3 separate regions of the Mus musculus genome follow, and all the other regions are linked to region 1. The links are chromatin loops, found by intact Hi-C in ENCODE. Cell type or tissue: heart. All regions are shown on one strand. Each heading gives the region's core, and the rest is flanking DNA. Links, peaks and the distances in the headings are about the cores only.

Region 1 (10,527 bases), core at 1,258-9,257:
CACCCCAGCAGGCGCAGAGCTGCAGGAGTCAGGGCCTGGGAGGTTGGACAGGGTTGACAGTGCTGAGAGAGGAGATGCGCTGCAAAGATCCCTCCAAGCCCTGCCCCTGCCCCTTGCTATGGCCACCTTGGCACACAGAGCAAAAATCTACTCCTCTGGACAGGCCCAGGTCCTCTCGGGCCCTGCAAGTGTCAGCTTACACATCTGAACTGCGGGTCCACAGGTTTTCATCTCTTCTTTATGATACAGTGAGCACCCACCCCCTCCAACTTCTGTAAAAAATGACTGTAATTGGTTATAGGAAAGACAGGTGCCAAGGGCCTGGAGTGTAGTTCAGTTTGTAGAGTAAATGTCGTTGGCTTGCATGTCACCCAACGCTGTGTACAGTGCCTGCTGGATACTCGGACCAGCTAGAAGGTTCTGGTAGGGAGGTTATCACCTCACTTACAGATGAGTGGATAGAGGCAAGGCAGTGATGACAGCTAGGGTGTGGTTGGAAACCATGCACCCTGGCAACTGCATGGAGAGATGTGGGGTGCTGCAGGGTTGGCTCCCACATCTCCTGCCAGGGACCCCGTGATACAATTTTGCAGAGGTAGATGCTTGGTCTCAGCAGGGAGGGGGTAGGGAACCAGGCTGAAGCCCATCTGAATATTGAAGGTCACCTCTAGGTTGACAATTGATCCTGGGGTCCTCCAGCCCCGATCTGAGCACTTGGCCTTGGACTTGTCAGGGCCACAGGCTGCAGCCTCTGTTCCTTAGGGCCAGCACAGATGGAGTTGACATCATGTCTGCAGGGCTCCTTGGGGTCCATCCCAGCTGCTGGAGTCTGGCTAGTGGCCTGTAGCCTTGTGAGAAGGGTCAGGGGACTAGTGAGGTGGGCCAGATCTGGGGGAGGGTCTGCAATGTTCCTTCTCATGGGTCCCTGAGATGCCTCTGGACAGTGACTCTCCAAGAGGCCTGGTTCTGGGCTTAGGAGTCTGAGAACTCAGACACTGGGGGCTTGGAGCTGGTGGACGACTTTTCTCTGAAAGCAGAGGGAGTCTAGCCTCCTCACAAACAGATGTGCTGAGGGCAAGGGGCATTGCTACCAATTGGTGACGCATGGAGGTTGGGGTGCCAGAGCCCCCATTTTATAGATGATGAAATGGAAACCCAGGTCATGTTCTGGGTCACACAGCTAAGAAGGAAGGAAATGTGGATTGGGACCCAACTATCTCTCTACACTGAGAGGGTCTGACCTTGACTTTTGGAGGCCAATTAGGGGCTGGAGTTGAGGCCAGAAGGTAGTTGTGACTTCAGCCTGGGAAGGCTGCCTGGAGGAGGCAGCTGCTAGATCCTTGGAGGTGGGTCTTCAAGCCTTTCTCTGGCCAGGGTGGAATGAGATTTCACTGGTGTCCCTCCTCCCCACAGGTATGAGCTCCTCCCATCAGGCTCCCTGCGCCTGGCACAGGCCCAGGTGGGTGACAATGGCCTTTATGGGTGTACAGCCAGCAACCCCGCGGGGGCCACATCTCGCCGCTACGTCCTCAGAGTTCAAGGTAGGGCTCACAGACGATTCTCTTACTCCATCTCTCATCTCCATGCCTGCCTTGCCCTATAACACCTCTCAGGCTCCACAGTGCCAGACCGGCCACTCCTCTCCCTGACTTCGGGCCTGGGAGAGCTGTTAAAAGAGGCCCACCAAGATCAGGGCTCAGTGGGGACCAACACTAGAGACACACAAGGGGCAATAGTTCCGAGAGCCTCTATCTGACGGAAGTCACGCTTCTGTAACAGGCCCACTGATACTGGGAGAGGCTCCTGGTCTTCCAGCCACCACTGTAGACCTCCCTCTCTGTGGCCAAGGTCTAAATGTGCACTCACTGTGGTCCTGATCCCCAGCACAGTTAGGGGTCCCTGGAGTGGTCCCATTCAAAAGAAGTCATCCCAAGCCAGCCACACAGGAGAGCCCTGGGCAGACCATAGGACAGGACCATGCATGGCCTAGCCCACGTGCTACTCTCATGGGGCCCAAGAGGGAAGGGCAGGGAGATAGTGAACGTTCCACATCATTGATAATGACTTGAAATCTGTTCTCAGAGTCTGTGGGTAATGGGGAACAGATGCACGTTTCATCTATGTCCTTCACACCCCAGCTGGGCGCCTAGACACATCATCTGCCCTCGAGATCAAGTTGCAGATGCTCACCGGCCCTATCCAAGCCAGCTTCCCACTTTGCAGATAGATAGGCTGAGGCCTGGGGTGGGGGGTGGAGAGAAAAGATCCCTCCCTCCCCGCAAGTGAGAGGAGAGTGAAGGTGGAAATGCGAGGTGGAGCTGGAAACAGCATAGCAGGGTTGGAGCTCAATCAGTGTCTACCAATGTGTTGTGTGATCCCTCTGAACCTTGTAACGTGGGGCCACGATGATGCCCAACCTGTAATCATTACAAGGGAGTCCTATATCAGGTGCTGAGAACAAAGAAGCCTGAGGTATGGCAAAGATGGTGGGCATGGCATAGTGACTGTGGACATCTCCGAGCTCCTGGGCCCTTTCTGAGCACTGCCAAGCAGCTGGCCTGTGCTAGGTTCCAAAGCCTGGGCTCATGTTTGACTGTGTCTTAGAGACTGGGACAATATCAGGGTTCTACTCAGCTTCCCTGATGGCGCAGGAGAGCAGCTGGGCCTGGGCCCTGCTTATGCTCCTAACCTGAACAGGCTGGGCCTTCCAGAAGCTGTCCGGACCCTCAGACACACAGACCCAGGGCTACGGTCTTCAGGAGAGAAATCTTTACATGCTTCAGTTTCCTCATCTTCAAACTGGGTGTGGCACTCTCCACCCTGCAGGAGGACTCACGGGGTAGAGTGTGAGAAAATGGTTGAGAAATGCAAACACAGCCCATAGCTGAGGCCGGGGGCTGCTGGGAGCCAGTGCCATCTCACCTCTCATTCTGACGGCAGCAAGGGGAAGCTGGGGCTCAGCCGGTGCATAGCACCACGGTGTGGGGAAGGAAGCTGGGCTTGTGTAGCTGCTCAGACTGCGCTGCTCCAACCTCACCAGGCCATTCTGAGTTTGTCCTGCCTTCAGTGCCTCAGTTTCCCCATATGCCCACTACCCTGGTGTAGACCAGATGGCACGTCTCACATGGCACAGGGCACACTGGTGAGGGAGGACAGGGGATAAATGCATTGAGAGCATGCAGCAGGTGTCCAGGTGGAAGATGGATTCTGCTCTTTCAGGGTGTGGGGAAGACCACATAGGTCCTGACAGCTCTGCTTTGCAATAAGGAGCAGCTGCCTTAGACGTCCCACCCTGGGATGATTTTGCTGGTTGCTCATATCAGGGTTGTAACATGGGCTGTGGCTCTGAGACCCTTAACTGGATAGCCCACCTCGATGCCCATCCCTGGGGCCCTGCCAGTCCCCCCTCAGGTGCAGCCTGGCCCTCGGGTCCTGAAGGTACTGGCTGGAGAAGCCCTTGACCTGAACTGTGTGGCCGAAGGCAACCCCCAACCTCAGCTGAACTGGTTCAAGGACGGGATGGCCCTGATGGGCGAGGGAGCCCAGGGCTCTGTCCACTTTGCTGCTGTCAAGACCTCTGATGCTGGGCTGTACCGCTGTGAGGCCTCCAATAGCGCTGGCACAGATACCTGGAAGCTGGAGCTCCTTGTGCTCGGTGAGTCCCTGAGTCCCTCCCTCCGCCATGACCCACACCTCTGAGTACTCGCTGTTCTGGGCTCTGCTAGTCAGGTCTGAAGCAGTAAGTCCTCAGAGCCTCCATGAAGGCTCCATGATTTGCAGAGAAGACCTGTGGCCTATGACCCTAGGGGCCTGAAGGGGACTTTTACAACATGGGTAACTCAGGCCATTTAAAAAACAAAACAAAACAAAACAAAACAAAAACAAAAAACAAACAAACAAAACAAAACAAAAAACACTGAAAGGTGATCCAGTAATAGGCAAGGCCACTAAGAAATTATGCATGACCTACAGAATATTCTGGAATATCCTAGCATTTTCGCTGTTAGAGACTGGAAGAAAGACACAGTTGGAAGGACACCTACAGGACCCTATTATACATCTTGTGTTTGAGGCACAGGGTCCAGCCTCAAATACTGGCCTCCCTGGGAGGATGGAGGCTGGCACTCTGGGAGGAGACGCCCCTCCTCCCAGCCCTTACTGGGAGGGAATGCTGGACCTGAGGGTTATGAACATGACCTTGCTACCTCTCACAGAGCCACCACACTGGGGGACTGACGAGACCAAGAGCCTGCTGGAGCGAGTGGCCGGAGAGAATGCCAGTCTGCCATGTCCTGCCCAAGGTGAGGCCAAGCCCCGGGTGGGACTAGGGAAGCAGGGCTAGCTGGATTCCAGGAACTCGGCCACCAGATAGTGACCTCCTTGGGTTGTGAGGTCACTCAGACAACTCTATAGTATAGGTCAAAGCATCCTTGACCTCAGCAGCTCGCTCTGCAAAAGCTGGGCACCTGGAAGAGCCCTCAACAACACTAAGGTGGCAGGCAGGAGAACAGGTGCTTAAGTAGGGACTGGGAGCCTTGATCACAGTGCCACCTAGTGTTGGACTCTAGAAATAGCAGGCAGGGACACAACCATGGGCAAGCCACCCAACCTAGCCTTCCACTTCAAGCTGTTCCACAGTGTGGCCCGCTCATATCCCTCCCCCTCTCATCCTTGGACCGGAAGGGCTAGACTTCAGCCTCACCAGCCTCACCCAAAGGCCCTCTGTAGTGCAACCTCTCTGGACTGTTCCACCCCCAGGTTGTATTTGGCACTTTCCCCAAGGGTGGACAGCAATAGGGGCTGGGCCTGAGTGCTAAAGGGCATAGCATCATAGCCTGGCACAAGGAATACTTACAGACACCATCACTTCCCCTCCAGGGCTGGGATGTAGCCAGGAGCATGGCTGTCCCAAATTTGGTCACACTGTGAGGGGAGGGACAGGACAGGCAGAGTCAACAGCTCCCACTGTGCATGCCCAGCTCAGTTGGCACGGTGAGCATGCTACGCACAGCAGGCTTGCTCATTCACACAGTACCTAGTGTGTGGGCTGTGCTGGTGGCATAGCAAGGAACAGTGAAGACCCTGACCCTCATGGGGGAAGATGCTGAGCAGCAAAAGCTGGCAGGAGTGGACTGTCAGTCATTTGAAAGTCAGTGTTGGCACAGAGAGGAGAGCTCAGGGCTGGCAGGAGATACCTGGAAGGATACCTCTGGCCTCCTTGAGAGTCAGAAAGCATGTTTTTCTCATGCTCCTATGGACACTCAACCCTGTGTGGAGATAGGGGACACATGCTGAAGATCTGAGGGAGCCCCTCCCCCTCCTCACTCTCCTCCTCTTCCTTTTCCTCCTCTTCCTCCTCCTGACATGGGGGTGACACAGGGCCTGAGACCACCCATCATGAAAGTCAGCACTATGTGCACAGGGGGTCACATGAGGGGACAGTGCAGGCATGGAGGGGGTGTCCGATATCTTGCCTGATGATTCTACATACCCTGCCAGGGACTCCAAAGCCACGAATCACATGGCGGAGGGGCCCATCCTCAGAGCCCCTGAATGGCCGGCCAGATGTGGCGGTGCTGGATGAAGGGTCGCTGTTCCTGTCCTCAGTCTCTCTTGCAGACAGCGGGGAGTACGAGTGCCAGGCCACCAATGAGGTGGGCTCTGCATCCAGGAGAGCCAAGCTGGTGGTCTATGGTAAGCTGAGGCCTTAGAGCTGGAGACCGGGGACAGGTCTGTTTCCACTTACCACGTGGAGACCCATAATGGTGCCAGGAGCCAGGGCCCCAAAGCTTCCTACAGAGCAGACTATGGACACCTGATTCCTTCTCCCCAAGAGACCAGGAAAGATTAGGGTTTGAGGGTATTGCGTGGGGCACCCCATTTTGCCAGGTACATCTAAAGGGACAGTGGAGGCTTCTGGGGTGTCAGCTGGTCAAGATCTGCAGCAAAGGCTCAGCCACTAACGTGCTCGCTGTGTAACCTTGAGGATCTGAGTCTGATCTCGGCACCCATGGAAAAGTCGGGGCAACACAGTGTGCACCTGTGCTGGGAAAGCTAGGCATGCCTGGGAGCTCGCTGGCCAGCCAGGCTAGCCTGCTATGTGTTTCTAATTCCTTTCTAAGCAGAGAAGGTGGCTGGCACTTGGGGAATTACATCCCAGATTGTCCTCTGGCCTCCACACACACAAGGCTAGTAAGAATAGAGCTGAGCAGAGTTCTAGTCCACCTCTAACCCATGACGGCCTTGTGTAATCACCCACAGCAGGAGCTGCACCCAAGGGTGCCAGCACAGACTCCACAAGGCCAGGGCAGGCTGGGAGTGCTCCCCCTGCTGGCAGGCTGGGAGTGCTCCCCCTACTGGGATGCGCCGGACCTCTCAGCCTGAGCAGATCTCACAGCCACTTTGTGTCCCCAATTTTCTGGGGAATAACTTCCCTGGGAGGTTGGCTAGAGACACTGGGGTGGGAGTGGGGGGGACTGACCTTTGGCACTTCCCACTCGGAACCTCCCTTGTGTGATATCTGGTTGCAGGTAGAACTGGCTATGTCCTGCTTCGTAGACGGAGTGTCGGAATCTGGCATCTGTTCACAGTGGGGGAGGGGAGGTGCTGATCCCAGGGGGAAGCTGCTGTGTCCACCTGTGATCCGTAGGCCCTTGTGGTTAGATCAGGATAGATGAAGGCAGGAGAGTCTCCCAGGGTCTCAGTGACGGGCTGATGACAGGCCTGAGGACCGAGGGATGGGGCTGGATGTGGGTGGCCCGCCTTAGACTCTAAGCTCAACCAAAGTGGGAGCCACTCTTCTGTTTCTCACTGCTCCCCAAGTGCCCCCCAGCATCCGGGAAGAGGGGCACATAACCAACGTGTCGGGCCTAGCTGGACAGCCCCTGACGCTGGAGTGTGACATAAACGGCTTTCCTGCCCCTGAGGTGGCGTGGCTCAAGGATGGGCAGCTGGTGGGTGACTCCGGGGGAGGTTGGGATGGGGAAGGTGGGACTTTTGGGTGATGATATGTTTCTCTGTGTGCTAAGGGACATGGGAATGTGACAAATGTCCTTGAGGATGCTGGAGTTCAGGGACAGTGGGGAACTATTGTCCTGAGAGGACTTCCTGAGGGTCCTCTTGGGGAACTGAGAACTCCGCTCTAGTGACCACCTCCATGGGCCTCTGTTCTCTCATTGCTTATACATACTCCCTCTGGCCTCCTGTGCTCAGATCCCAGAGGCAAGTGGACATCGCCTCTTGGATGGCTCCCGGTCCCTCCACTTCCCTAGGATCCAAGAGAGCCATTCTGGCCTCTATTCCTGCCAGGCTGAGAATCAGGCGGGGAGCGCCCAGAGAGACTTCAATCTTGCTGTGTTCAGTGAGTGAGGACTGTGCCCCAAACTCCCAAGCATGTGTTAGCAGAGACCAAAGGGTGCATGGGGGCCACCACAGACCTAGGCCCTATCCTCAGGAGCCCACAGAGCAGACCACACAGGGGACCGTCACATGATTAGCTAAGCAGTGCCATCCAGGTAGTCTTAGTTGCTGTGGGGGAAAGGTAACCACGGTTCAAAGGTACAGTCTATTATATTGATGTCATAGCCATGGGAGCTTGAGGTGGCTGGTACATCACATCCCCACACAGGAAGCAGAGAGAGATGGTTGTCGGTGCTCAGCCAGCTTTCTGCTTTTTAAAATGCAGTCCAGAACCCTAGCCTGGTGATAGAGCCACACATATTTAGGGTGTGTCTTCTTACCTCGGTTAACCCATTCTAGAAAATTCCTCACAGACACAATGGGAGATTTATTTCCATGGCGATTTTAACTTTCATCCAGTTGACAAGATTAGCCATCACAGCGGTGCTACACAAGAGCAGTACAGGCTGCTGATAAGTCTGGGGAAAGGGCTCGTCCAGCCATGTCTGGGAGCTCCTCAGGTGGAGGGTGTACAGGCCAAGGGACCTTCCTGTGGTCAGCAGGGAGTATGGAGTCTGAGGCATCCCCCCTTTTCCTCCCTTCCCACCCCCAGTCCCTCCCTCCTTGCTGGGAGCTGGGGCCGCTCAGGAGGTGCTTGGCCTGGCTGGTGCTGATGTGACATTGGAGTGTCAGACCTCAGGGGTTCCCACGCCCCAGGTGGAGTGGACCAAGGATGGGCAGTGAGTGATTCTCTCGGTGGAGTGGGAGGAGGCTGGGTGGTCAGGGAAGCCTGAGAAAGCCTGGCGGGTGTGTTATGTGCTACCCTGAATTCTGTGAAGGGCAGCATGGGTGTCTCTCTCCCGTGGGAGATTCCCAGGAAACGCTGCCGCCGGCACCCTGGCCTGATTGATGGCTTTTCTCTAGGCCTATCCTTCCAGGGGATCCTCACATCCTGCTGCAGGAGGATGGCCAAGTTCTCAGAATTATCAGCAGTCACTTAGGTGACGAAGGGCAGTATCAGTGTGTGGCCTTCAGCCCAGCCGGCCAGCAGGCCAAGGACTTTCAGCTCAGCATTCACTGTGAGTCCAGTACCTTCCAGCCCTAGCTGGTCCAGGAACTTGCTTCCCTGCCTCCTGTTGCTGCCTGGGAGGGAGAGCGAGGTCAGAAACGGGGCCTGAGGGTCAATAACAGGAGCCAAGGGCATATGGCCCCTCATCTCCCCAAACTACCAACTTTATACACTCACTACTTCCGATGTGTGTTGAACTTACATTTATCTGAGAACGCCAAATAAGGCAAGTTAGTATTTCAAATGTCAGTGGGAAGCCAGTGTCCATCACATCAGTGGAAGGAACAGGAAAAATTAATACATTCAGGGCTGGGGTGGGGCTCTGCAGTGGAATCCCTTTGCCTGGATGGGAGAAGCCCTAAGTACTATAGGTGATAGCATAGTGGCCTCAGAGGGAGCCTTTCCTCACTGCCACCGGGGACAGGAGAGTTAGGAGGGCATGGGTCTGGGAAGCACCAAGAAACGCATTCAAAGAGATGGAGGCAGTCCTCCTAAGGCCAAGCAATGGGCGCTCGGCCTGCATCTGTGCTCTGTGGTAACAAGGGGGGCTGAGAGCTTAGGGAAAAGGCTCAGTTGGTACAGTGCTCGCTCCACAAGCCTGTGAGCCCGAGTCTGAATCCCCAGAACTCATGTGGCTGCTGGGAAGATCACCTCACCTAGACAGTCACCAGCACTGAGGACACTGAGACAAGTGGACTCTTGGGGTTCTCAGGCCAGCTAGCCTAGCTGAGCTGGTGAGTTCCAGAGCCAGTGTCACAAGCAGTAAGGGACAGGGTCTAATAGAGGAAGACACCAGATGTCGACCTTTGACCTGTGTGTGTATGTGTGCGTGTGCGTGTGCGTGTGCGTGTGTGTGTGTGTGTGTGTGTGTACCCACGTGCACATGTTCTGGGAGGCAGAGTGATGTCCTACTGTACCCATGTACCTCAGCCATTGTCCTGAGTACCAGCTGTAAGTACCCTGCCCTAGGGGAAGCCCTGATCAAGTTCCTCCACAGATGGGGACCCCGAGGCCCAGAGAGGGGAAAGGACTTACCCCAGGTCATACAGTGAGTTAGAAGCCCTGTGGGCTCCAGAACTCAAGCCTGCGGCCCCTCTCCCCATCTGCACCATCCCTACCCATAGTGACTGGACTTGCTCCCCACATTAGCATGTCCCTGAGCTGGCCTCTTCCGTTTGTGTCCCCATATCCCTCCCTTATCCCTCATGCCTGCCAGTCCCTATAGTAGAAGCCTGGGTGTGTGCATGCTACTCACGGGACATCCGCCACCTACTCAGTTTGTCTGTGACCACCCTCATGTCCCTCTCTGTCCCCAGCACCACCCACCATCTGGGGCTCGAATGAGACAGGTGAGGTGACTGTCCTGGAGGGCCACACCGCACAGCTCCTATGTGAGGCCCGAGGAATGCCATCCCCTGCCATCACCTGGTACAAGGATGGGACCCTGCTGGCCCCCAGCTCAGAAGTGGTTTACAGCAAGGGCGGCCGGCAGCTGCAGCTGGTGAAGGCCCAGCCCTCCGATGCTGGCCTCTACACCTGCCAGGCCAGCAACCCTGCAGGGATTACGAAGAAATCCACCAGTCTGGAGGTTTATGGTGAGTGGCCAGGGGGTTGCAGCAGTGGGCAGCTGGTATAGACAATGTGAGGTGACCTCTGACTGTCTCTAAAGGTCAGTGAGGTGTGGCCACGAGGTGATCGAATCAAATGGGGTGACTTAAGGACAGCATTCATTTCAGCTCTCTACCTTCCCTGTGCAAACAAGGAAACTGAGGCTGGAGGCAGGGCCTGGGTGCGAGTCTGTGGGAGTCTAGCTCCCTCTGGAGGACTGTGAGATCCCCTACAAAACTTCCCAAGGTGGCAAATATCCCTGATTTACCTCTGTGTAGCTTAGGACTTAGAGCAAGCCCCATAGCCTGCGACTGGTGCTACTGAAAACATTTGGCCTCTTGTGTCCCCATGGGATGGAGAAGCTTATCCGGCTCATATCTCAGGGATACATGGGCTCTGTTCCTCCCTGCAGGGGAGAGACTGAATTGGCAACCCTGAAGGGTGGAACTCAG
Region 2 (10,527 bases), core at 1,658-9,657, 82 kb before region 1:
TCTTTCACCAGCAGTTAGCTGAGGCACACAGCACGCCCAGAATCTGAGGCCAGGCCTCTTCTGTGCAGCCTGAGGACCTCTCCAAGTTCATTTCCACAGAGGCCCCACCCCATCTGATGCTGCTTTCTTTAGGGGTGTGGTCCAGCCAGTGAGGCCAGGCCCCTGGTACCTCGGCAGACCCTCCTTTCTAGGGCCAGGAATGCTGTGACCCCCTCTTCCCAGCATCTGCTGCCCACCTTGTGTCGACGGTGACTTGGGAGCCTATCACGACTTTTCAGTATCTAGCCAGGTTTAAAATAACAAGGCAAATGTATGCAGCATTGACATCTCTTTCTTTAAATGGTCTACAGTTTGACAGGCCATTTCCTAGGAAGCTGTGTTTCCTTTGCACTTTGGGGGACCTTGTCTCTTCTAGGAGATAGTGGGGTGTGCAGTCCCTGGGGATCCCTGGCATCTCTCCTGAGAAAGCCCCCACTGCTGGCCAAGCAGAAAGCCTCCAAGATTCTTTCCAGTGTGTTTCTGCATTTACATGATCTAAAGATGCATGGGGACGCCCCCTGGTGGTGATGAGCCGCAGTGGCACCCGGGGATGCAGTGGTCCAGCCAGAGGTGAGGCTAGAGGTGGGAAGGCCAAGGTGGGGGCTGTGATTTCCGAGGTCCTGGGCCCCCAGCCCTACATATCTGGCAGCATGCCTCCCACCCACACCTCTGCTAGGTCAGCTGGGACTGGCAAGGTAGTTGGCATAAGGGCACAGTGGGAAGCTTTGCCCTCCCAACTTTAATTTTTTAAAAAAATATCTGCAGAATAAATCCAATGGTTAATTTTTGAATGAATAAAAGGCTTTTGTTGAATAAACAGTTGGTCCCATCTTCTGTGTTGGCATTAGGTTCAGGTTTTGTCTGCTTCCTAGGGTGGGGGCCCCACCCAACACCCTTTACCTCTGCATTCCCGGACCAAGTCTCCAGATTCCTTCAGGACGTTGGAGGAGTCACGTTACTCATTGGATCTGTTTCTCCATGCCTCAGAAAGAGGTCAGCCACCTTGCAGGGGTGACAGGCCAGCGTTGTGTGGGTTGGTGCTCCTAGGGGTTCCTACAGCTCCCGACGGATTTTTAGGTGACTTAAAAACCAAATCTAGAGAAGGTGATGTTTTCACTCTGGTTGTTTGCATCCTTCCCTGCTTGTGTTCCCAGCACCCTCGGTGTCTCTTTTTGGGGTGCCGTCCTGTCTATGTCTTGGGGGACATAGGGAGGCCCTCGCCTGGTGGTGCAGGCCAAGGGTGATAGGCTTTGTCGCATGTCCGGGTCTCCTCCCTGCTCCCGATGTATGTCGTCTGTGTCTGGCCGATTAAACATGCTTCCTGGACCTCCCCACCTCCCTGTGTGAGCCTGGTGCTTTGTCTGTTTCTGTGTTTCTGTCTGCTTTAGATTTCTTTCTCCCAGGACAGTCTTGCTCTCGCTTTGGGTGTGGTCTGCTCAGGATACCCCAGAGAAAGCCCATGCAAGGTATCAACTCAGTTTGCTGGGTTAAGAGTCCAGTGGTGATGGGGTTGGAGAGAGCACTGATCTATCTTCTGTCATTCCTGAGTCAATTCCCAGCAACCACATGGTGGCTCACAACCATCTGTAATGGCATCTGACGCCCTCTTCTGGTGTGTCTGAAGACAGTGACAGTGTACTCACATATATAAATAAGTAAATTAAAAAAATAAAAGGGTGCCCTGGTGACCAGGGAGCAGCAGGTGAGCAGGTCACAGGTTCACCCTGTAGCACCCCCTCCTGCATACCCCATCTGCTGGGGTCACCTAGGGGCCACACTGCTGTATATGGGTGGATACATACATACATTCGCCTGAGGCCTGTTGGTCTGAAAGTCAGAGGTCAGAACCTTGTATCTCCTCCTCCCAACAGGGCTAGTCTCCACCCACCTCCCCTCCAGCTGTACCTTCTCCCCATAGTCTCAAACCAGTTAGGTTCTCAGCAGCTGGGGATGGGCCAGAGGAAGCTGCACTCCTCCTGACAGCCCAACAAGACACCCTATGGGATGTCACCTGGTCAAAGCTTCTCAAAGTGTGGTCCCCCAGCCGTGTCAGCGTAACCTGGCATCTTACTGGGAATGCAGTTTTCTTGGGATTTGGCTGAGACCTGCGTTTCTCAGAGACCCTTGGTGGCGGCGGCAGGGGTTGTGGTGGGCTGTCTCCAATCATATCTCCCCTGTCTTGTGCTGATGAGCAAGCTGTGGAGCAGGATTTAGTAAGAGCTTGTGACTGATGGTCTCTGTTCAAGAGAGCCTGTTACCGAGGAGGGTCTCAGTCCTCAGGAACTGTCCCTAGGTGGAAGCTGGAGGCCACTTACAGAGCCCAACCATATTGCATCCATGGAAGCGTCGAAAATCGATGGGGCTGAGAGATGCATCAGTAGTGGGATGCCTCCTCTGAACGCATGAGGACCTGAGTTCAAATCCCCAGCCCCATGTAACAGGCATAGCTGTGCAGGGTGCAAGGGAAGCCGGGCAGGCACATGGGTATGCTTGCTGTGGAGGCTGCCTGCTGGCAGATCTGGAGGGACAGCTTAGGGGCTCTGAGGGCTGAGAGCACTGGCTGGCACATCCATCCTGCCTCACATCGCCCTGGACAGGCAGGCCTTGACCTTAGTGGGTGACTTACTGTGCTGGTTTCACCTAGGAATTCTCCCTCCTCCCAGGGGAGTGAGCTCTCTATGGTAGCTCAGCTGGTTTCCTTCCCAGTGGGAGTCTTCCACCTCCCCCTTCCTCACTCCAATATACAGGGCAGAAACATCATAGTGGAGAAATTTTTATTTACACTCGTGGTGAGATTTTAGTCTACCATGGCTGGGAAGATATGGTGGTGGGAGTGCAGGCAGGTCCTCCTCAGGCTTACTCAAACCAGGGAGCAGAGAACTACCTCCAAACCAGAAGGGGATTAGTAATCTCTAAGGTCCAGGGCACGTCTGCCAGCTAAGCTGTCTACAGGCCAAAAGTTCTACAAAACTCCAAAACAGAACCACTAGGCAGGGACCAATACCAGTGTTTAATGTACTGGTTTGCAGGGGACACCTCACAGTCGAACCATAACAAAATACCCAGGGCACCACTTGGGGTGAACAGGACCGGGCAGAGAGGAGCGGGAGGTGGGGATGGTGGTATAGATTCAAAGGAGGATCCCTGCAGTGGTCACTGCCTCCCTGCCCTCCTCAGCAGCCGGTCTGCCCTCTCCCACCCTGCCTGACATCCATCCACCTTGTCCTCTTGGCTATCTTCTGGCCATAGTGGTGGGCATAGAAAGAGCATCAAAATCCTCTGAGTTTGGGAAACTGAGCTCTTGGAAAGTTGTTGCCTCCTGCACTTCCTTTCATCAGGGCGGGGTGTGGAGCAAAGGACTACATTTCCCAGCCTCCCTTGGGCAAGGGCGGCCATGTGGTTCAGTTCTAACCAATGGAGTGAGAGCAAAGAAACTTGCTTCACCCTCTTTGAGTCCGTTGGGCCAGACTCCAAAAAAACAAAAAACAAAACGAGCGTTTCTGGGATCTCGTCCCCATCCCCGTCGCCACACAAGCCCAAGACTGAGTTTGTCTAGGAAGAGAAATGCACGCGTGTCTTGACTACGCCGTCTCGGGTCTCTGTCACCAGTCTGATTTAGATCATCTCCAAAAGATTGTGTGTGCCTTTGGGTGGATTTAACGATCCGATGTCTCTTCTAAGTATTTGCATGTAAATTCTCCTTTGCCAAGACGATTAAATAAAAACAAACAGACAAACAAACAAACAACAACTGTACCTGCGTGGGACGAAGTTTCAGGTCATTGTTTTGTCTCCTCCCTTCCCCGTCTCCCTTTCTCCTCCTTCCCCAGGGTATCCTCTGCCTCCTTTAAAGTCCAGAGGATGGATGTTTCCAGGACAAAGGATCCCGTGGGGGACATCTCTGCTTTGCCGAGAGACTTAGGATCTAGTGGCTGTGGACTGGCCAGGGTATCCACTTGGAGTCTACCAGGAGGTGTCCAGGAAGGACTTTGTAGGGACCCTTCGGTCAGGGACCAGGGCTCATGGTCTGTTTCATCTTCTGTCTCAGAAATTGTGTCCTTTCCCCTGGTGAGACCCCAGGCTAGCCACTCACTTCTGCAGATCTCAGGGGTCAAACCATTCCTGAGTCCTGAAATCCACTCCCTCCCCCCGCCCCCCTGCCTCTGGAAAATCAGGAAGAGTGGGAGTGGTGGTGACTTCTGGAACAATCCTGGGATAGAGGAGGTCTTAGTGCTCTATTGCTGAGGGAAACCTTAACCACACAACTCCTATAAAAGAAAACATTTTATTGGGGCTGGCTTAGAGTTTCAGAGGCTTAGTCTATTATCTATTAGCGTGGTGGCACACAGGCAGGCATGGTGCTGTAGAGGGAGCTGAGAGCTCTGCATCTGAAATCCCAAGGCTGTATCCACAGTGACAGACTCCCTCCAACCAGGGTGGACCTCCTAATCTCTGTCACGTATCGGCACTCCTTGATAAGCAAGTGTTCAAATATATGAGCCTTTGCGGGGGGGGGGGGGGTCCTATTCAAACCACCACAAAGAGCTGGTCCTGGATTAGCCCCTGGACCCCCCAATTTTCCAACGGGAGAGGTGGAGAAGGTAGGGAGACGAGTGATCACTTCTGGGTGCTTGCACTCCTTGCACACAGCTCCTCTTCTCTGTGCTTCCCAGGAAGCCTGGTGGAATGGCTCCTCTATGTAAGTCCCCATTTTAACATTTAGCAGATGAATGAGTGGTCATTCTGATACTCACAGCTGACCCTAGATCCTTTCTGTACCCGGATTCTCCGCTTTAGCTCATTTAATACTTGCAGGAACACCCTCTAGAGGCTGTGACTGGTATTACACTCACATTTTATAGACAAAGCTGCCTTTGCTCTTAAGAGGGTCGACAGCCATTGCAAGGGGCTTCCAGGCTCCAGACAAGCTGTCTTTGCCTTTGGTCTCTGCAGGTGTCCTGGACCTGAGCAGTAAGGAGTGAGGACTGTGGGGAGATCCTATGTCTGGTGGGAGATCAGAGGTGGGTGGGTGTGGTGTGGGGGTCCTGGGCAGAAGTAGATGTGTCTGGGAGTGAGGCCCCCGAAGTACAGGAATGGTGATGGTAAGCTTGGGCAGGCATGGTCCAAAGGTCCCTTCTGGACACACCTGAGCTGCTGACAGGTTGGACCTGGAATTTGCTTTTTGCAGTCCACCTGACAGAAGGAAGCAGGGCCCTTGTGCTGGTATGTGGTGGCCACTGGTGCGGTCACCTTCTGAGCTCACAGCAGCTGTTTGTCCCTCCCCATCCATGGTTTTGCTGCCATTGCTCCTGTATGTGGTGACTACAGTCACCGTCCTCAACGGATCCCAGAGAGGTTTAGTGACTCGCTTGGGGTCACACAGCTAATGGACACTAGAGCTGGGATATGTGGCTAAGCTTGCTGGCCACTAATCCTGACTGTCTCTGTGATTCATCACCTTTGGCGTGACGTCCTCTCCCTGGGGTCGCCTGGAGCTGGCACTTGTCAGAATTTGGGATTTTCCACCAGACTGTGGGGCTGAGTTGACGCTTAAGGAGACACTGCTGTTCTCGTGCAAAGGCAAAGCTGATGTGTGACTCCTGGAACCGCTCACGCCTGGTGGCACCATGCCACTGATGAAGAGATGAAGACCACATAAAAGATTATGTGTCGATTTATTTATTTGGGAGGGGGTGTCCTGTAGCACTCACAGAGAGGTCAGAGGACAGCTGGGAGGAGTTTGGCTCTCTCCCTCTGCCGATGTGGGCCTGGGGTTGTTAGAACTCTGACTGGCAAGGCCATCTTGTCAGCCCTACTTGGCCCTTTTTGCATGATATGTATGTGTGTTTCTGTGTGGGCATGTGGGAGCCTGAGGTTGATGACTGCTGTCTTCCTCAGTCACCCATCACCTTATTCTTTGAGGCAGGGTCTCTCAGTTGAACCGGTAGCCCACTGATATGGCTAGTCCAACAGCTTACTCTGAAGATTCCGTTTCCTCTTTCCAAACACTAGAATTACAGCCAGCTTGTCTTCAAGCCCACCCATTCACAGGGGTTCTGGACCCAGACTTCAAACCTCACACCTGCCCAGCAACACTGTATCTATGGAGCCATCTCTCTGCCTGAACCAGCAACACTGTATCCACGGAGACATCTCTCTACCTGAACCAGCAACAACACTGTATCCACTGAGCCATCTCTCTGCCTGAACCAGCAACACTGTATCCATGGAGCTGTCTCTCTGCCTGAACCAGACCACGTTGACACCCATACATGCCTTTTTGCTCCTGACCGGCTAGGTACCAGAACAGGGCATGGGCCTCTCCTATGGGAGGAAATCTGATGGACCATGAGGCAGCCTGGGAGGCAGAAGTTCAGAGGCAGGGTGGGGCCTGGAAAAGCTGTTCTGCGGGTCCCTGGATGTGCACTGAGGCATTTCCAAGGCGCCACAGTTGTTCCAGGTTCTTACAAGGCTTCTTCTGCTAATGTTCCTTCTCTAGGGTCCAGTCCTAGTTCCACCCTGCCCAGCTGTGGGCTGTGGGGTGACAGCCAATGTGGGCCAAATGGAGGCTCGATGTCCTCTCTTGCAGGATAGGCAGATGAAGTGCACGCCTCAAGCAGTTGTCCATTGGCCTCAGCCAGGTGATGTGAGGAGGCCCAGTAAACATGCTGTCTTATCAGTCACTTTCCCATGGCTGTGACAAAATATCTGACAAAAGCCACTCAAGAAAAGGAAGACTTGTTCCAGTGCCAGTTAGAGTGCCGTCCATTGTGAAGAGGCAGCCATGGCTGCCGGAGCTTGAGGAGGTTGCTTGAACTGTAGTCCACATCACGAATGCTTGGCTCTCTTCCTCCTGATTTAGACCCCAGCTGTCTTAGTAAGTTTCTATGGCTGTGACGAAACACCATGACTAAGGAAGCCTGGGGAGAAAGGGGTTTGTTCAGCTTATGTTTCTGTGTCATCGCCATCAAAGGAAGTCAGGGTGTTAACTCAAGCAGAGCAGGAACCTGAGGCAGGAGCTGAAGCAGAGGCCGTGGAGGGATGCTGCTTACTGGCTTGTTCCTCAGGGCCTGTGCAGCCAGCTTTCTTACAGCCAGGACCACCAGCCTAGGGATGGCTCCACCCACAGTGGTCTGGCCCTCCCTCCATAGATACTAATTAAAATGCCCTACAGCTGGATCTTATAGAGGCATTCTCTCAACTGAGCCCCACCCCACCCCCATCTCTCTGATGATTCCAGCTTGTGTCAAGTAGACATAAACCAGCCAGCTCACCAGCCCATGGGATGGTGTGCCACATCTACAGCTAATCTTCCCACTTTAGTTAAAGTAGTCTAGAAAATCCCTCGCAGATGTGCCCAGAGATCTGTTTCCATGGTGATACAACTATTCTGTCCAGATGACCATCAAAATTACCACAGTTGCCAGATTCTCTCCACCCAAGGCCTCTGTACCTAGATTTGCATTGAAGATCCAGGTTCCAGTGTCAGGTCCAGAGAAGAGGATGCTATTTGGAGGCAGCCATGGCCGGGGACATTCCCACTGCTGTGCTCATTCGTGTAGGTCAGAAGACAACTTGTGTGAGTTGGTTCTTTCCTTCTACCAAGTGGACTGAGCTCAGATTATCAAGCTTGGCAGCAAAAATGTCTTAACCACTGGACCATCCTGTTGATCCATGTATTAACAAGGTAACCGCTTAGCTTATTGATTTGAGATCTCCTTTGTTTGTTTGTTTGTTTGTTTGTTTTTTGAGACAGGGTTTCTCTGTATAGCCCTGGCTATCCTAGAACTCACTTTGTAAACCAGGCTGGCCTCGAACTCAGAAATCTGCCTGTCTCTGCCTCCCAAGTGCTGGGATTAAAGGCCTATGCTACCCTGCTGGGCAAGATCTTCTTTATTTAAGTTTTAACTCTATGCATCTGTCTGTGTGGGTATGGGCAGATGAAAGCAGTCCCTGTGGAGGCGAGAAGAGGGTGTTGGATCCCCTGGGGCTGGAGTTCAGGCTCTGAACAGCCGACTCAGTGGGTGCTGGGACCTGAATGTGGGTCTTTTGCAAGAGCAACTCTCTGTCTCCAAGATCTCTTTTCATCTGAGCCTTTAAGGCTGTGGGTTACATTATGAGAGCTGTTACATAGCACCCTGGACATGTGATGCAGTTTGTTTATTTTCCATAATAATTTTCAGTCCAATTACAGTGTAGCCAGAAAACATGTACTGAACACTTTAGTTTCTTTACATTTGCTAAGGCTTGGCATGATCCAGGACATGGTGACTGTTTCTGATGCAATAAAAAATAACGTGTGCTCTGATATTGTTGAGTAGAATGTTCTAGAAATACCAGTAAGAGACTGATAGGCGGTGTTTTATTAAAGAGACTGATAGGTCTCTTTTATTAATTTTTTAACTAATATTTTTAGTTTGGTTCCTAGAGACAGGGTTTCTCTCTGCAGCCTTGGCTGTCCTGGAACTCTCTGTTGACCAGGTTGGCCTCTAACTCAGAGATCCGACTGCCTCTGTCTCCCTGGTGCTGGTACTAAAGGTGTGTGCTGCTACTGCTTGGCTTGGTACTAATGTTTTCATTCTGTATACTTACTGATTTTTTTTTTTTTTTTTTTTTTTGTCAATTACTGGAAAAACTGAGACACCGTCAAAATGAATCAGTCAAGCCCAGAATAGAATGACGTCTCCGAAGGACAAGATGCCCTCGGTGTCTGAGAGCTGAGTCAAAACACATTGCTGGGTCCCCTTCATGAGGTAAGTGTACATGAGTTTGTGTCACACCTGTCCCCTGCTCCCTTCGTAGGAGTTCATGGGAAATGACTAACTTTGAGCTGTCAGCTGTGTATCACCAAATGGATGTCTAGAAAGCCCCGCCTCCGCATGTTTCTCGATGGTGTCTTTGAAGAAGGAGGTCGTCACTTTCTGAGTATCCCTGCCCCCTCGCCCTCCATCCCCTGCTGAACGTCATGTGTATGTTTTCAGAAGCTTTGTGGGCAGAAGAAGGGAAACAGATAGGGAAGCTAAATCTAAAAGGACTAAGTTGGGCCAGTGATATGGCTCAGTGGGTGGAAATGCTTGCAGCAAAGGCCTGAAGACCTGAGTTCAATCCCCATAACCCACATAAAGAAGCTTGCATCTGTAATCCCAGCATTCCTTCTGGGAGGTGGGGCCCAGAGATGGGAGGATGGCCCAGACCTTCTCAGGCTGCCTCACCTGGAGTACACGGCATGGCAAAAATGAGAGAGACTCCTCTTCAACAGGGGGAGAAAAGTAACAACTTCCCAAAGTTGTCCTTGAACTTCCATGTGTATGCTATGGCACCCACATGCACCCCCTGACACACACACACACACACACACACACACACACACACACACACACACACACACACTAATAATAATTGAAAAAAAACCCACAACTAAATATACTTGCATTAAAAAAAAAACCTCATTGCTATTAAGAGGGAAAATAAAACCACAGATTTGGAAGGAAGGGGAGTTATGGGGGCAGGTAGGGAGCAGAGAAGCTTGGAGGAACCCATAAAGAGCAGAGATCTCCAGGCAAACGTGTTGAAAGGGGACTTGAGAGAAGCTGGGGTGTGGTTTCCTTTTGGTTAATACCCTGGGTATTTTAGCGAGAACCGGCCTTCTCTCTCTGATGTCCAAGTCTCCCTTGTGATTCTTTTGGCTGTGGAGCTTCCCTGAGTGAGGCCTGAAGGTCAGACGGCGGCCAGGCTCTCGTGTTCCGTTCATTCATTTAAGGAACACCCAGCCAGACGCTTGGAGGGGGTGGGTGTGGCCTTGCTTTCATGCCAGGTCCAGAAGGTAAGAACTGTGTTCTGCACGCCAAGGTGGGGACCTGGCAAGCATGGTGGGCAGAGCTGACACTCAGGGGACAGCTTCATGTCTGCAGTATCATGTTCAAAGAAAATCCCTTCCTCCAAGAGCCGGTCATCAACTCCCTCAGTGAGCAGAATTTTCGGGTTGCATCAAATATATATAGAACTAGGAGGAACCACCCGGGGCGGGGCCCTACTTAGAGCTGCTTGAAAAGAAAGGGGAAAATGAACTCATTGCAAATCACGAGTCTACTCTTGCCATCCACTTGGGCCTGTGGCGTCAAAGAGAAGGTGCTACTGGGTTGGGAGGGAGCAGCAGCTTGTCTCTCGGCAATTATAGAGTGCTTGCTGGATGCATCTAGTTCAAGGGCTTTTGCGGGACCCGATATGGGAAAGATGGTCAAGGGACTCAAGCGTCCATGACCTGTGTAGAAAAAGACTGTCCACGCCTTCATCCCAGAGCCGGAGTGATCACGTGACCCAGGGAAAGCCAATCATTGTGTCTTAATCTCCCTCACAGAGTTGGGCATGTGATTCACTAAGAGCCAATCAACTCTCTTCCCTGGGACACTTCTCTAGGGAAAACTCTCTCGGGCCTCTGGAGTCCTGAGGGATGCCCGAAGCCAGGCTTCCTATTCGAAGGAGGAAGCC
Region 3 (10,527 bases), core at 1,696-9,695, 170 kb before region 1:
TCTGTCCTCTCTTTTCCTATGTGGGCCCCGGAGATGGGGTCAGATTGTCTGGTTTGGTAGCAATCACCTTTACCTGCTGAGCCATCTTACTGGCCCTTAATTTTTATTTTATTATTTGTGAGTGTGCACATATGTTCATGAATATGCAACAGAGTGGGGGAATGTGTGAGCCATAGAGCTCTTGTTGAAGGTCCTGGGGGCACTATTAAGGAGTTGATTTTCTTCTTATTCCATGGGTTCTGGGGATTGAACTCAGGCCACCTTTTGCCTCCTGAGCCTTCTCGCCGGTCCCCAGCCAAGTTTCAGGATTGCCTGGTGTGGCGTACTGTGGGGTTATTTCCAGGGCCATGGGCAGCCGCTGGTGAGAAGCGGCTCCTGCTCCCTTCCACAAGAGCTGTCACCATGCCTGGGTAGGAGGTGGCAGTCCGGGGAAGGGCGGCAGCACTTCCCATGTGCAGGAAGAAGGGGGCCGTGCCAAACTGCAGGCTCCGCAGTGGCCCGGCTCCTTGGGGGGAAAGAAGAGTGCCTGTGCCCTCCCCGGGGAGCTCCAGCAGCTCTGGACTGTGGCCATGTTGCTTATTGCTGGACCGGGGCTAGATTCCAGAAGAATCCTTTAATTTATGCCAGGTGGTAGTAGCACACACCATTAATCCCAGCTCAGGCAGAGGCAGGCAGATCTCTAAGTTCAGAGGCCAGCCTGATCTACAGACCAAGTTCCAGGACAGCCAGAGCTACACAGAGAAACCCTGTCTTAAAAACAAGCAAAATGAAGCTCTGGCCCATTCTGGTGTTCACTGAACAGGATCCTCTGCCCTAACGAGGCTAACCTCCAGATGAGGAACATGGCCAGGAGAAGGACGCATGGGCCAGGGGCAGGCACGTGGAGTACAGTGGTGTGACTGAGGGCTCCTGGCTCCCAGTCATAGTGTTTCCCTTCTTGCCTGCTCATTCTTTGACCATATTTGCTGCTCCAGTGTGGCCTAGTCAGAAATAGCCAGCCTAGCCTCCCTCCGCAAGCTTGCACTCCCATGAGAGCCCAGCTCCCTGTGGTTCAAGGAGCAGCAAGCTGTCAGCCTCCTAGACTCCTGGGAAGTCTTTGGAAGAGAGAGAAGAAAGGGAAGCTTGGGGTTCCAGGCTGTGACACTCCCGATGCTGAGAGCCTCCCCTCTGTGGCTGCTGCTCCTCTGCTCGTCAGTCCCATGTGGCCGGCAGCGCTGTTTCCAGGAGAGCCTGGGTGCTGGTAGTCCCAGCTTCACCTGGGTTCCAGTATTACTAGAGTCTGGCTTTCTACCAGTCACAGTGCTACCTTCGATGCAGGCTAGCCCCATATAATTCTGACAGGATTCTGATAAATATTGTAAGAGCGTCCAGGGGCTGAGTGCGAGCCGTTTGCTGCCCGCCTTTGTCCTGCTGGCTATCCCAGTAACCCTAAGGCTAGATATTATTGTTCCTGCCTTAACAGATGAACAAATTGAAGTCCAGACCAAGAGGGTAGAGGATTTGCTTACTGTCACATGTGTACCAGGCAGCAGAATTGAGGTTTGAACCCTGGCCATACAGCTGCGCTCAGCCTGCTCTGTTGAGTGTTCTCTTTCAACTCCAATGCATGCGTGTAGGGCAGAGTGTGTCAGGGATGGCCAGAAAGACCCAATTAGCAGGACTGTAGCTCTGGGGTCCATACCACGCCCCTCTCCCAAGCCCTAGTGCAGGAAAACCCAGCTTGGGGCCTGAGAGGCCAGACTCAGTGCTAAGTAATGTCATGAAATTAGCAAGGATGTTCTCATGATTTAGGAAATGGCCTAGAACTTGTCACATTCTCCAGGACCTGTTTGTCATCCCTAGGAGTGCTGGGTAGCGTGACGCTGTTCTGAAGTGGACCCTCGTGGTGTGAGGGTGTGAGGCACACTGGCTCAATTACAGAGCTGCATGTAGCCTGCCTCCCTTCAGAAATCAGAGTGTCTGTGTAGCCTGCAGGACTGATGTGGCCTGTGGTGCTGGGGGGTGCCCATGTGTCACTTCCTGCTCTTACTCCCCAGGATTAGCCCACTAAGGTCTGCGGGGGCCTCAGCCCCTCCTTCCCGTGCTGTCTGCCTCCTCATTTCCTTCATGGTTCCTTGTAGGACTCTTTAGTTCCTGCCCTTGTCAGCCAGCCAGTGTCCAGGTGAACTTGCTGCTTGCTGCCCTGACCTTGGTAACAGCCTAAAACTCCCCAGGGCCCTTAGACTCAGTAAGGACAAGTTCACAGTCTATGTCTTCACCTTGCTTGTCTGTCCCTGTCACCAGCGTCCTCAAGGTCCAGCATGCTGAACCCTCTCTTGCCCATCCATGAGGCTGCCCCATGGGAAGGGAGAGCATTAGTGGTTGCCCTGATGGCAGGCTGAAATACCCTCCAGCTTTGGCCTACTCTGCTGCAGTGGGGTGAGAACAGGCCCTGTCGTGGAGGCAGGAGATGGAGGGCTGTGCATGTGGATGGAAGCCAAGGCCTAGGACATTGATTCACCTAGTATGTCTCGACTGTAGCATCTGTCCTCAGGAGCACCCCTCCCAGTGCCTAAGTGGGGTGTCCCTGAGAGCAGGGAGGAGGCTGCATCTGCCTAGAGCACTGCTTGTACCCGATGCCTGGTGCAAGTCAGAACTTGCTCACTGAGTATTGACGGATGAACAAAGGGTGAGAACCAGAGAGTTTAATGTTAAACCAACAGCAACAAACAAACAACACAGTTCTCAGACATGTAGAGAGATGAGAGTGTTGGGCAGTCTGCCAGTTGTTGCCCCATGCCTGCTGGGTGTGTATATACTTGCTCCTGTTGCTTGTATGAACATGTGTGTACACACATACACATGGACACACATACACAAGGACACACACAAAGACAATGTATCTCTGGACTTCAAAACTCTCAGAAGGCCTCTGACAGAACTCTAGTTGTTAACCGCCTTGCTAACTTAGGATCTCTGGAATTTCTGTGGGCATCCTAAGCGTATTCCCCACCCCACCACCACCACCACCATCACAAATCATGAGCCAGAGGGGAGAGGAAGAGGAAATTTGAATGTCTGCCACCCACAGTCCCATTCTTAAACTGAATCAGTAATTGAATGCTATTAAGCAAAATTAATTTGCCTCCTGCAGGAAGGCTATGATGAATGAAAGCGTTGCTAATCGGGGAGGGAGCCAGGCTACCCTCTACGGTCATCAATATTTCATAGCCATAGGCAGTGTCAGGAAGCTGCGCTTCCTGCTTTAGCTGACCTTGAGTGTTCTTGAAGGTAGGGCTTAACGAGGGAGTCTGCTTTCAAAGGGCTTACTATGAATGAAGCCCGTAAGGGAAACGGATTGCACCTGAGAACTGATTGAGTTTGCTCCTGTGGGAGGTCCTCGGGTGGTCATTTATGCCAGCCTGCTGCTGATTCTGATTAGGGGGCAGCTATCCCTCTCAGCTGCGGTGTAGAGCTGGAGAGGTTAGCCCTGGCCCTTGTCTATTCTGAGACCCCAACCATAGCCCCAGTTTCTGCTCATAGCTTCCCATCTCCAAGGGAGGAGTCGCCCGAAATAGTAGAGATTGTACCATGCCACTGGTCAGATACTCAACCTGTTCCGTTTCTTCTGCTTATGGCATGAGAGAGGGGGTGGCCATATAGGTGGGATAAGATGTTAAAAATTGAGGAAGTTTAGGCATGATGTCTCCAAAAGGATGGCTGGGAGTTAGCGGGCAGGACGGAGGGACGGGGAGTGGGTGAAGAAAGGAAGTTAACACACTTTTCATTCTGTTCTTTGTAGCTGCCATTAACTTAGCGAAGCTGAGGCTTTTCAGACATTACTACGTCTTGGTGAGTAGAAACCAAAACAAACAAAACCCCTAAAACTGTAAATGAGATCAGTGAGCAGACCTGGCCACAGCGGCAGCCACTATGCTTGGACCTGTCAGCCGCCTCACATTCTCACATTGCTTCTCTGAAAGTGGGAATGAAAAATCTGGGTTGCTCTGAGCCTGTTAGAAGTGGCTTTAACTACGTTCAAAAGTAGCAGGTCACTCACTCACAAGCAGGAGCCATGGGAATGGCTCAGACCCTTGTATGGAGGCCAGGGTAGGGTTTGATCCCCAAGGGCACCTCTAGGCCTAGGCCAGACCTAGCAATTCCTCAGCTTGCCTTTTCTGCCCACTTAGGGATGTGGGTGCACCCTTGTGCTCTTCTCCAGGCCCCCACAGAAAGCCACTGAGTCTGCACCACTCTCTCCAGTTACCAGGCAGGAAACTAGTTTTGTTCTAGGGATGTGTCCTTTAAAAACAGAAAATTGAGGTTGGTTTTGTTTTGGGATTTTTGGTTTTGGTTTTTTGTTTAAGAAAGGGCCTCATTGTGTAGCCCTGGCTAACCTTGACCCATTGCCCCTGCCTCCGAAGTACTGGGATTAAAGGCCTGCATCATTGCATCCAGCAAGTCAGTGATGGACACAAAGCTCTGTGGCGTGAGCACAGAATATAATCTCCCAGTGTTCCCTTGACTCCCACAAGGAAGCTTGACAGCTCTGCCCAAGCAAACAAACGTTCAAATGATAGAGGCAGCACTAGGAAAGCAGGGCAGACCTCCATCTAGCTGGTCTTCTTGTGCCTGTTCGCTCTCTTTCTCAGGTTGTCTGTCTGTTCTGTTGACGTGGGCTTGTAGCATCGTCACAACAGGTGTCACAGAGCGTTTCCTGATGCCTATGACAATGCAGAGGAGACCCCAGCCTGGTCTAGTGTTCTGTGTGGTCTCCTGGCCAGCTTACTGAGACCTTGTCACAGGGTGGCCAGAGGAAGGTGTTAACAGGTTAGAGTGTGTGGTTCAGTATGTCCTGGAGCGGGAGACTCAGCTGCTCACTGTATCTGCGTGTTCCCCATGTGACCGTTTTGCTGTAGCTGCTAGGAACTGCTCCCAAGCCTGGGGTGACAAGAGTGCCCTTGGAGACGGAAGGAAGACCTGAATGTGAGTGGCAAGAAACAGAACAGCCATACCAAAGGAGCTAGCCTCCCAGGAGGGTGTGGTCAGTGTCTTAGCCACCAAGAGTAAGAAGACTTGCATAACCAGGGCTGCGGGCCACATCTATCCCGTCGGGTGACTGTTTCCTGCTTTGCAGTTATTCAGTGGCAGAGCGTGGCGCTCTAATTTCTGCTTTCCTCTTTCCTGCAGATTGTGTGCTACATCTACTTTACCAGGATCATCGCCTTCCTTCTCAAGTTTGCTGTTCCATTCCAGTGGAAGTGGCTCTACCAGGTCTGCTGCTCTCAGGGGACAGTTTGGAGAATTTATGTCTGAGGACCACATCTTGGGGTGTAGTTTAAGATTGTGTCTGACCTTCCTGGGAATGAGTGCTACGACCTTCTGCCTCCTCTGCTCTCCAGATAGGATGATCTGTGTGCCCAGAAGAGCTGCTGGGCTACATGATAAATCTGGATGTAATTGCATTATTGATTAATTCTAAGTCTTTGAAGAGAAAAGCCTCAAGCAGAGAGAGTGAGATTTGTCCTGTGTAATTAGAATTTGTCCACCTTCACCTTCAGCCGCAGTTTGAGTGGTTTTCAGTCCAGTCCTCCTGGCTTCAAGGATTTGTTTTTATTTTTGGGGTTTTGTGCCTAGAATAATATATATAATTGATCATTATAGCTATAAACTATCTTTGTAAGATACTAGAGCTGGTCATCAAGGCTGCATATACATTCGGACCTTTGTTCTTGGGGCTAGAGAGATGACTCAAAGGTCAAGAGCACTTGCTAGTCTTCCAGAGGACTAGAGTTTAGTTTACAGCAGCAGTGTAGGGTGGGTGACTCACATGGCATTTTGAGTCCAGCTCTCAGGGAGCCCGCGCCCTCTTCTGGCTATGCAGCCACTGGCATCTGAAAGGTCAAACAGAGGAACGCACTAACACAAATAAAAAAAATAAAGAAAAAGGGTTTTTTTTTTTAATAGGCAGGATTAATTTACTAGAGCCTCTTGTTCTTGTTTCTGGAAAAAAAAAAAAAAGCTCAGCTGGTAAAGGCACCTGCTGCCAACACAGGTGATCTGAGTTGGATCCTCAGGACCCACGTGGTGGGAGGAGAAATTGCACTCCCATAAGTTAGTTGTCCTCTGACCTCCACATTCAACTCCACAGTGCACTACACACATACATACACACACACAAACACTAACAAAAAAGGAAGAACAACAGGCTGGAGAAGGTATAAAATGAACCAGTATGATGGCACACACTAATCCAGCATTTGAGAAGCTGACACAGAAGGTGGTAAGTTCAAGGCCAGCCTAGGTTTCACAGCAAGACACTCTCATCATTTAAAACAAAAACAACAGTGGGTTCCCATGGAGACACCCAGTGTCTACGCTGGCTGTGCTCTTGGCATAGACCCCGTCACAGACCTGAGGAAGTGCTCAGGAGCAATCGACTGCGGCTGCGGCTGCGGCATTGCTGGAAAACCATGTGGAGACTGAGAGAGGCATGAGCTTGCTTAGTTCATTGCTTTCTGAAGAGTGGTGTTGCTAATCCTTTTATCTGTGGGCGGATTTTAAATTTGCAGCTGCTGGATGAAACAGCCACGCTGGTGTTCTTTGTCCTGACGGGGTATAAATTTCGCCCAGCTTCAGATAACCCCTACCTGCAGCTCTCTCAGGAAGATGATGACCTGGAGATGGAGTCCGTGTAAGCTGCCCTCCCTCCCTCTCTCCCTCCCTCCCTCCCTCTCTCTGTTGAATGGTATGGTATGCAGGGGCCCTGCTCTCAGCACTCTCAGCTTGGAGGTGCTCCCTCTATTTTTAGTGGAAGGATGTGGACACTGGAGCCCCTGGTGTGCTTTGCTTAGTTTGAAGTGCAGTGACTGCCAGCCATTGCTCAGTCCTGTCAGAGACAATCAGAACTTACCACCCTATTATATATCCTTGGAGCAGCTCCCAGTGATCCAGTGGCAAGAGTCTGAAAGTGTTCTGGGCCAGTTTAAAATGGGTTATCCGGCTGCGAGCATTGCTACTGGTATTTGAAAATTGCATCTTCTGGGTCATCATAGGTTGACAGCAGACTGCACCTCCAACCTGCATCTGAGTGATGGGGCTAGGGTGAGGTTCAGGGAAGGCAGTTGTTTTCCAGATAGATCATAACCTGTCTGCCAGCTCTGACTCTATTGAGCTGAGCTGTGTGTGTGTGTGATGGCCACCTCAGGCCGAGATCCCCACTGCCCCGCACTTTTACCTTTCTCCTCTCCACAACTCAAAGGCTGAGGTGAACCCAGGCTGGGCTGCCAGGCACATCAGACCTCGTAGAGCAGCTCTTGGTGCTGGCTGCCCCACTAGGGCAGTGCATGCAAGGTAGATCCTGGGATGGGCCCTGAGCAAGTCACTCCCGTGCAGCAATACCCTTTCCACACAGTGGGAAGGCAGGAGGACCTCCAACTGTGCCTTCACCAGAGGGAGCAGTCATTGCAAGTGGAGGCAGAAAGGGCTACAGATCCAAGTCAGCCTACCCTTCCCTGCAGTGCCAGCTGTGGGGCCGAGTGGCTGGGTCCTAGTGCCCTCCACTGAGCTGAACTGTGGAGTGCCCCTGCGGGAGCTGTGCTCACCATCTTCCATTGTGCCTTGGGCAGGGGGTTGTTTGATCCATGGCAGTGGTTTATTTTTTTGAGACAGGGTCTCACTATGTAGCCATGAATGGCCTAGAACTCTATATAGATCAAACTGGCCTTAAACTCTCAGATACACTTGTCTCTCTCCCGAGTGCTAAGATTAAAAGAGTGAGCCACCATGTCTGACCTTCATGGCAGTGTTTAAAGTTTTACTTTGGTATCAGTCTGAATGACTTTATGACATAGGTCTGGCAGGAAGGAAGAGGAAGGTGCACAGACTCCGTAACTAAAGAGGGTACATTCTGCAGTTTGGCAAGGCATAGGCCAGGGCAAATGTTGGAGATGTCAGTAACCCCTTGGTGCTCTCAGTTACCCGCCTGTGACAAGGAGCCAGGTTATGCTGGGTGTTCTCTGGGGCTTCATGGAGCCACGAAGTGACGGGAGTGCTCCAGTGGCAGAGAGGAGGTACACAGGGTTACTTATCTCGGGCCCTGGCACCAGCAGGCAGCCCAGCGCAGTCTGGGCTCTGAGGGGAAAGGAAGCAGGAGCTCAGGAACTTATGGAGGCAAAGCACCTTAGTTCAGGAAGGATACTGGGGCATAGGGTGGGGCTGAGCCCAGGACAGAGACCTCATCTAATGTATACAAGGCTCTGGTCTCATCTCTAGCACTAAGGAAGGAGTGAGGGAGAGAGGCGGACAAAAGCTGTTGAAAGCTCTGGAGAGTGAGAAGATGTGAAGGCCCTCATGGGCCTGCTGCCTGCTGCCAGCGGTGCCCTCCTGTAGTGAGCAGTGGGCTTACTATGGCTCTCAGACAGGCAAATGGTGCAGCTGCTGGGGCTGTGGAGTGCCTTCTTGATGGCACCTCTCAAGTCCTCCAGAGATAACTCGTCCCAGAGGCAAGCAGAGCCTGGCTCAGAAGGTCTTTAGCTCTGTAAAGCATCAGCCACTAGGTCTGGTCCTACCACAGAAGACACTCCAGCATGTACAAGAACTCTGCCCCGTGCCCTCTACCCTCTTACACACTCTCAGAGCAAGTCCAAGGCCTTTCTGACAAGCCCCGAGGGTGTGTCCAGGCCCCAGGTCATTCCATTGTCTCTGCTCCTCTGCTTGGGAGCCAACGTCTGGGACCGGCTTCCATCCTTGTGCTGGCCCAGCGTGCCTGTGGAGCCTGCGTGGCTGTCAAATGGCTTTCTGTTTAGCCTAGGAGCCTAGGGGCTTGCATTCCCTTCCTGTTTCTTTTACATCTCTCTTTGGGCCACCAATTTTGGTTGCAAACTTCATTGTAAAACAAAAACAGTAAGTTTAAAAGTATTGGGAGCGGTTTCACTGACCGGCCAGCCTTGGTTGTGTCAGCCACACTGTACACACTTACTCTCTGATTGTTTCTGACCTGGGAGGTGGGGAGGGTAGAGAGGGCTCCAAGTCTCCCCAGGTTCCTATTCCACAGGGGAGTCAGGAGAATCAGATGCCCGGGATCCTCTTACCGAGGCCTCTCACAGTATAACCCTCCAAGTATGTATTAGGCAAAGAAATAGCTGTGTCATAGACAGCTTTAGCCAAGCTAAAAGAAGAGCTGTATTCTTTCTGTACTTTGGGTTTGGGAAGATGTGGGGCTCTGTAAAGCAGGGAAGAGGGACAGATATAAGTGAAGGCAGTGTGGGTCCCCAGCACCTTTCTGTCCTTGGTACACTATTGGCTGGCCCTGTGGGCCGTGCTGCTCACACCTGCTTAGGAACTGAGGCCTCCCAAGAAGTCTCACTTCCCACCTATGACCTGGGAGGCTCCAGAGCCTGTCATTGGATCCACAGAGCTGCAGCTCCTCCCGCCCCCCTCTGTCCCAGTGGCCATCTCTTAACCTGAGTTTTCTCGAGTTCCTTCCTGCACAGGCTGTGAGAACACGCTGGTGACTGTGGTCCAGGCTACTGCGCAGATAGTGTGTGTTTGCAGGGTTTGTAGCCTGATGGAGCTGCACTCCATGGTCAGGCCACCCTTCTTCCCTGTCCTCAGAGAGTGGTTGAACATCTCATGGGCCCAGCCTTGTGTCTCAGCTGTCCATCTTGGTACCACTGCCCTAGTCTACGGGCTGCTCTCTTGCCTTCCCCCTTCTGCACATTCTCGGGGCTGCAGGATCACCCTAGGGAGCTCGTGAAGTCAGGGGAGCCACAACCACTAGCGGGTTGAGAGCAGCAGCCCAGCCCAGCAGTGCAGGTGGGCTCAGAGCTTGGAAACCTGAGGGAAAGGTGGCATTGAACTGGCAGCCAGGGGAGGGGCAGGGAGAGCGTGGGTAGGGTCATTGTGGAAAGATCTGGGGCAGGCAGCAGCAGCCTGGAGAGAACCTAAGGGCTTCTTGGAATGCCCGGGGAAGGAAGAGCAGATCTCGAGGAAGTAGTGTTAACTGTCCTAGCGTTAAGCACAGGCAGAGTTTTGAACACCAAACCTGTGCTTCTGTCCCGTGCCTTGGGAATGTCTGTGTCTGCCCCACTAGTTAGCCATCTTTCCTGAATGCCTGTAACCCCGATGCTGACCTGAGTGTGGCCTCAAGTCTCTGGCCACTGCGGTGAAATTAATGCTGGCAGTGAGGACAACTTGATCGGGCATGTGGGGAATATTTTTCTTGGAAGGTAAGAATTAGGCTCCGAAAGGTCAAGTGGCCTGGCCAGTAGCACACAGCTGTGAGGGAAGGCCAGGTCCCCACCTTAGCCTAGAGTCCCCTACTGTAGGGCTCTGAGTCACCTGACACTTTGGCTTTTCTTTTTCAGAGTGACGACATCGGGTGTGATGGAGAATATGAAGAAGGTGAAGAAAGTGAGCAACGGTGCTGTGGAGCCCCAGGGCAGCTGGGAAGGCACCGCGTGACAGCAGGGCTGAGGACTGCTGTCAATGAAACTAGCTTATTCATAGCCAAGCAGTGAGCAAGCGCGTTCCTGACAGAACGATGGC

What was found. Peaks named below come from ENCODE experiments on the same cell type or tissue, not always from the same donor. Only the 100,000 strongest peaks of a DNase experiment are listed, where the experiment ranks them.
Region 2: it touches region 1 in a loop (3-fold over the local background); 15 of 42 quality-filtered maps call a loop at or near these places.
Region 3: it touches region 1 in a loop (4-fold over the local background); 25 of 42 quality-filtered maps call a loop at or near these places.

What each region holds. Positions count from the first base shown.
Region 1 is chr2:31,376,828-31,387,354 of GRCm38, forward strand. Hmcn2 (hemicentin 2) reads left to right here. Exons shown (of 98, transcript NM_001370902.1): 23 at 1,414-1,541; 24 at 3,401-3,655; 25 at 4,215-4,301; 26 at 5,500-5,694; 27 at 6,823-6,953; 28 at 7,213-7,360; 29 at 8,012-8,138; 30 at 8,323-8,477; 31 at 9,784-10,062. Among named protein-coding and RNA genes, the nearest start is that of Hmcn2, 68 kb to the left of the region's middle. In heart, for the core only: CTCF peaks have their summits at 4,555 (motif pointing left) and 6,327 (motif pointing left); DNase peaks (open chromatin) are centred at 5,637 and 6,293; H3K27me3 peaks cover 6,573 bases.
Region 2 is chr2:31,294,617-31,305,143 of GRCm38, forward strand. It overlaps Ncs1 (neuronal calcium sensor 1), which reads left to right. Exons shown (of 8, transcript NM_019681.3): 8 at 1-856. Among named protein-coding and RNA genes, the nearest start is that of Hmcn2, 14 kb to the right of the region's middle. In heart, for the core only: a CTCF peak has its summit at 4,870 (motif pointing left); DNase peaks (open chromatin) are centred at 2,030 and 3,435; H3K4me3 peaks cover 1,745 bases; H3K27ac peaks cover 1,188 bases.
Region 3 is chr2:31,203,898-31,214,424 of GRCm38, forward strand. It overlaps Gpr107 (G protein-coupled receptor 107), which reads left to right. Exons shown (of 18, transcript NM_178760.4): 15 at 3,782-3,831; 16 at 5,170-5,253; 17 at 6,552-6,673; 18 at 10,347-10,527. The coding sequence ends at 10,443. Among named protein-coding and RNA genes, the nearest start is that of Gm22516, 19 kb to the left of the region's middle. In heart, for the core only: a CTCF peak has its summit at 5,839 (motif pointing left); no DNase peak of the experiment used is centred there; H3K4me3 peaks cover 1,582 bases; H3K27ac peaks cover 7,470 bases.